Linked DNA regions of Mus musculus: region 2 is linked to region 1. The links are chromatin loops, found by intact Hi-C in ENCODE. Cell type or tissue: gastrocnemius. All regions are shown on one strand. Each heading gives the region's core, and the rest is flanking DNA. Links, peaks and the distances in the headings are about the cores only. Region 1 holds the start of Zfp110 (zinc finger protein 110). Region 2 overlaps Zscan18 (zinc finger and SCAN domain containing 18).

Region 1 (2,908 bases), core at 168-2,667:
AATAAACAAAGTCCTGTGGTATTCAGGGACTTACAAAACGATCAAGATCTTGATCTTAGCCCCAAGTCAAATTCTTGCCTGAGCCTACTTCCGTGTCCTAGCCTAATGTCAAATTCCTGCCCAATTCCTAGAAGCAGTCCCAAGAGCTCTCCACATGTATGGATATTTACAGTTAGCATCCCTGGGACTGAGTGTAATTTTAGTTTTCCTCATACATCTCTGATCCTCCATGTCCCTTTGTAGCTGGTCTTTGCAACTTTGTGGGTTCTCCTCTTCCTCCCATCTTTATCCATGCCCCCTTTTTACCCCTTAACACTAGACTGGAAAGAAACAGGAATAGAGGGGAGAGAGGAATTAGGAAATCCCTGAATCTGATTTCTTTTCTTTTGCTTCTCCTTTGACCTCAGCTACTACGAAACCACAACCAACCTCCTCCCTATACAACCAACTGGTCCAGCCCAGCCCCTAGCCTATCGGGCCCTAACATTAATATACTCTCTGAAAAGTTCTCAGAATTCCAAATATAACACAATCACAAAAAACTATCTGCTACAGACAGAACCACGATTCTGCTAGAGCACAAAACAAATCACGGTCAGCTGCTACAGGCAGTCTGAAGCAGCCCCACATCCCTATACCTGGAATCAAACAAAATATTATTTTATAATATTTGTTTGTTCTTCCAAGAAACCAAAATTCCAGGATTCTCACTACATCCCTTCCTCTGCTGGGGAAAACTAGAGAGGACATTTAGTGTAGCCTACCATATTTTAAGTCCACCAGGTCTCCATACTTCCCACCTAAACGTTATAAGCCCACACCACCCTGCCCAGACCACACAACCCTGCCCACTCTACTAATCTGGACGCAAACGCCTGTCCTCTCATGGAAATTTGAGTACTTTTAATTCCGATGCCTAATGGCTTTCTGTTTCTACAGTTACTCCTTTCTTCCTCTCCCTTTAAGGGTACCGGTGAAACTTCAGTAAGATTGCATCCTTTTCTCCTTCCCCACAGTAAACTCCGTTAAATGACTTTGTCTTCTCTTGCCTCCGACCCACAGACAGCCCCAATCCGGATTCCCTCCCCCTCTACACTAGTAGAGCCGTAGGTTCCATCTGTCCCCTCGTCCCGCCTTCCTTGCTCTGCTACGCGGCGTGCCTCGCTCAGCCGACCTAACACCAGCACTTCCGGCCCACCCCCTTGCCCATGCCTAGCTTCCGTTTTGTCCAAGTTCTTTTGCTCCTGTTAGTGGGTTCGATTCTCTCCTAGCCTCGGTCTCTGTCCACAGAGGTACTGGTGCTCAGCGTCTTAGTATCCTTCTTCAAAAGCTGCATCCTAGTTCTTTAGCAGTCAATAACACACTTTTCGGACTTCGGCTTCGCCCGCCAACAGGACAAACGCCGCCTAACTGCTGCCGCTCGACGTCCGCGGGGGCGTCTGGGAGTTGTAGTCCGGACTCGTGAGCTGGCGCAGTTCGGGACAAGACCGACGGGCGAGCGCCATTGTGTCTTTCCGCAATCGTAGCGCTGCGTGAAAGCCCGTCGGGGGCAGCACCCATCTTCTGTTTTATTTGCAACCTCTGGAACCCAGTGTCGGCTTCGTTTGTGGCGCCACTTCTACGGACCCGGGAGAAGGTGTGTAGTCGTGGGTCCGAACAAATCCTAAGGAAGACATCGCGTTCTAAATAAGGACCACAGTTTAAGAAAACCAACCGCCTTTTGGATTAGATGACATCAGCTGTCCCCTCTCGGTTAGAGGGGAACCTGTCTTGTAGGCTTATGGGAGTCGGGAAGAGGATTCACTGGGCACTTTGCAATTTTGGGGTGGACTGGTCATGTCCTGCTGAGGGGTGGGATATGGGCAGAGGTGGGGGAGCCGCTGGGCACATTCCTTAGTGCCCCCCTCTTCCACTTTAGGTTTCGTCAGCATTCTGCCTACTCCTGGGAGAGAACATGGAGGACAGTATGGCTTCCACGCTTCCAACAACCTGGCCCCATGTGAGTAAAGGCTTCTTTTCAACTTTTGAGTCGGCTCAGGGGTCGGCTAGTGGTGAGACGTTTGTTCTCAAATATCATTGAGTTTCGGGAGGAGTTGGAGGACTGCCCAAGAGGGTGGTTACAATAGAAGAAACAAACAAACCGATTTCTGAACCAGGAACTGGCAAGCCAGATTGAGGCTTTTTAATTAAAAAACAATACTATTACATTTGGGGGGGGGGGGGCATGCACGTGTGTGCCACTGCCTGCTTGTAGAGGACAGAGAGTACCTTTCCGGATCGCTACCCTTCTTCCAACATATGAATCCTGAAGATCAATCAAACTCAGGCTTGGTAGCAGGCACCTTTACCCACTGAGCCATCTCACCAATCCTTTTCAACCTTTATTTTTTCTTTTTTTTTTTTTTTTTTTTTTTTTTTTTTTTAAGCTGAGGGTCTGGTGAAAGAAACTGACAAGTGTAAGAAGATAAGAAGCTCATGTTTAGTTTTCAGCAACTACTTTAAGGAAGTGACAATTCAAAAACAAGAAAAGAGGTATAGATGGGAACCAACAGTCCTATCCCCTGATTAGTGAGAAATGAACAGGTTTTCATAGACCACAGTCTCACGTGTCCCCTGATTAGTGTCAGACCGATTTGCTCAAGGATTCAGACAAAGGAACATGAGATAAGTAAAATGTAGCTGGGTCATCTTGCTCAGCCTTCCTATTTTTCTGTCACTGTAGAAGAGGAAAACCCTGGACTGAACTGCATCTTGTGCCTTTCAGGAGTCTGTGAAGTTTGAAGATGTATCTCTGACGTTTACCGAGGAAGAGTGGGCACAGCTGGACTTCCAACAGAAGTGCCTGTACAGGGAGATCATGATGGAGAACTACAGCAACATGATTTCAGTGGGTAAGGCAGCCTCCACT
Region 2 (2,908 bases), core at 164-2,663, 60 kb before region 1:
CACCAAGCACATCCTCCCTTTCCCAACTGCACACCCCATGTACCTCCTCAGTGAAGGTCAGCCACGGCAAGATGATCGCTGCTACTTACAAGTATCACGGCGTACCAGGATGTCCCTAGGTCTTAAGTTTCTGTTAGGACTTAGCAACCCACATGGTAGCAGCAGGGGCTCAGGACACCTCTCATAGTCTCCCTCGCTGAATGACGATGATGACCCACCCGGGGAACACAACATCATTCCTGTGTACAATCAAGGCAATAGTAATTCCAATAGGTTGAGACACAGCAAATCCACAAAGGGCCAGATATGGACCCAAAGTATGGCCTGAGCCTCTAGGCTAGAGACCATCACCACCCATCTCTCAGGCCCCACCCTTAGATACAGAGAAAACCTCCAGCTACCAATCCATCCAGAATATTTACCTAGTTTTTAAGAGCCTGGTACCTGCCTTTGATTGCCCTCCAAACATCTGGAAAGCAAATGTGAGGGCAGGAACCCAAGGCAGTGAGTGCCCTAGTCCATGAGGCAAGCCTGATAGAAATGCCACTGGGCACGGAGGAGGGGGCTTGGGTCCCTGGTGACTGAGGGGCTCCCTTACCAGCTCAGGGATGGTTGTCTCTGTGCCCCTTAACACATGGGGTGACTACACTCTCAGGAAAGCCACGGCTGGGGTCTGAACTCTATGTTGCAGATTCCAATCCTTCCAGGACCTCCTGCCCGTCTCCTCTAAGGCATGCTTTCTTCTGGGGTGGCAGCCTCACCTGGCTCCTCCAGGATGTCAGAGATACCCTCCACCAGGGAGGCAGCTTTCTTGCAATTCTCGGGATACTGGGCTACCACCCAGGGACGGACCCTGTCTGGCAAGATGCCCAGGAACTGCTCCAGAACGAGCAGCTCCAGGATCTGCTCTTTGGAGCAGGCCTCGGGCCTCAGCCACTGGCGGCATAGCTCATGAAGCCTGGCCAAAGTCTGGTGAGGCCCAGCTGCCTCCTGGTAGACAAACTCCCGGAAGCGGAGGCGGGAAAACTCGAGGTCAGCAGCAGATCTCTCAGTGATGGTTTCTGTTTCCTTCAGCTGGCTAGGCTCTTCCTGTTGGTTGGGTTGATCCTTCTGGCTAGGCTCTTCCTGTTGTTTGCATTGATCCTTCTGGCTAGGCTCTTCCTGTTGGTTGCATTGATCCTTCTGGCTAGGCTCTTCCTGTTGGCTGAGTTCTGCCTGTTGGTTGGGTTGATCCTTCTGGCTAGGCTCTTGTTGTTGGCTGGGTTCCTCCTGTTGGTTGCATTGATCCTTCTGGCTAGGCTCTTCCTGTTGGCTGAGCTCCTCCTGCTGGCTGGGTTGATCTTTCTGACTAGGCTCTTGCTGTTGGCTGGGTTCCTCCTGCTGGCTGGGTTGATCCTTCTGGCTAGGCTCTTGCTGTTGGCTGGGTTCCTCCTGTTGGTATGGTTGAGCCTTCTGGCTAGACTCCTTCTGTTGACTGAGCTCCTCCTGCTGGCTGGATTCCTCCTGCTGGCTGGATTCCTCCTGCTGGCTGGGTTCCTCCTGTTCACTGAACCTTACCTGCTGAATTGGCTTCTCTTGCTGAATAAATTCTTCTTTTTGGGTGCACTTATCCTGCTGAATGAACTCCTCCCGCAGAATCAATTCCTTCTGGATGGGCCTCACCTGATGAATGAGTTCACGTTGGATGGAAGCATCCTGCTGAATGGGCTCCTCCTGCTGGGTGAGTTCTTCCTGTTGGATGGGCTTATCCTGTTCAATGGGCTCTGTCTGCTGCATGAGTTCTTCCTGCTGCATGGGTTCATCTTGCTGCATGGGTTCTTCCCACTGGCTGGGCTCATCCTGCTGCATAGGTTCTTCCTGCTGCATGGGTACATCCTTTTGGCCAGGTTCTCCCCACTGGCTGGGTTCTTGCAGTTGGACAGACTCTTCCTCTTGACTGGGCTCATCCTGTTGACTAGGTTCTTGCTGCTCACTGAGTTCTTCCCTCTGACTAGTTTCCAGCAGCTGGATGGGTTCTTCTTTCCGGATGAGTTCATCCTGCCTCCTGCATTCCTCCTGCTGGCTAGGTTCTTGTTGCTTAATGAGTCCTTCCTGCTGGATGGGTTCCTCCTGCTGGCCAGGTTCTTCCTGCTGTACTGTATCTTTTGACCGCAGAGTAGATGGTTCTGGTTGGGGTGGAGAGCTTCTAGGAGAGGCTAACACCCTCTCCAAAGGCAGCATCTTCACAGGCTGCCACAGAAATATAACTGCCAAGAACTCAGCAAAGACAGCAAAGATAACAGGGTAACCAGGAAAGGTCAGCAGTACCTGAGGAAAAGCAAAGGACATCAACAAAACAGATGCCCACAGAGTGAGACCCCAGCTATACACCTAGATGAATGTACCATACAATATCAGTAAATTCATTTTTACTATGTATATTATATATATGATATAGGTCGTATCACACCAAATCAGATTTATCCCCAAAATACCATATCACTATAACATCTAAGTCTTTATTATTGGGACTTTAGTTCCCCAAAACAAGAAGGATCTCAGTGCAGTATTGTTCTTCTCATTAAAACTACTAGATCTCGGGCTGGAGAGATGGCTCAGAGGTTAAGATCACTGACTGCTCTTCCAAAGGTCCTGAGTTCAAATCCCAGCAACCACATGGTGGCTTACAACCATCTGTAATGAGATCTGATGCCCTCTTCTGGTGCATCTGAAGACAGCTAGATCTCATAAACCACCACCAAACCCAGACACTATTGCAGATGCCAACAAAATTGTACTGACAGGACCCTGATATAGCTGTCTCCTGTGAGGCTCTCTCTGCCTGGTAAATACTCACAGTCATCTATTGTATGGAACACGGGGCCCCCAATGAAGGAGCTAGAGAAAATACCCAAGGAGCTAAAGGGCT

What was found. Hi-C counts contacts between places; a loop is a spot of excess contacts. Peaks named below come from ENCODE experiments on the same cell type or tissue, not always from the same donor. Only the 100,000 strongest peaks of a DNase experiment are listed, where the experiment ranks them.
Region 2: a loop joins it to region 1, with 2.0 times the contacts of the local background. A loop is called at or near these places in 2 of 42 quality-filtered maps.

The regions. Positions count from the first base shown.
Region 1 is chr7:12,833,529-12,836,436 of GRCm38, forward strand. Zfp110 (zinc finger protein 110) reads left to right here and starts at 1,233. Exons shown (of 8, transcript NM_022981.5): 1 at 1,233-1,636; 2 at 1,919-1,999; 3 at 2,765-2,891. The coding sequence starts at 1,955. In gastrocnemius, for the core only: a CTCF peak has its summit at 1,421; DNase peaks (open chromatin) are centred at 1,183, 1,432, 1,866 and 2,056; H3K4me3 peaks cover 2,070 bases; H3K27ac peaks cover 1,451 bases.
Region 2 is chr7:12,773,352-12,776,259 of GRCm38, forward strand. It overlaps Zscan18 (zinc finger and SCAN domain containing 18), which reads right to left. Exons shown (of 7, transcript NM_001017955.3): 2 at 762-2,307; 3 at 90-239. The coding sequence starts at 2,220. Among named protein-coding and RNA genes, the nearest start is that of Zscan18, 5.9 kb to the right of the region's middle. In gastrocnemius, for the core only: a CTCF peak has its summit at 1,501 (motif pointing left); DNase peaks (open chromatin) are centred at 892, 1,455 and 1,818.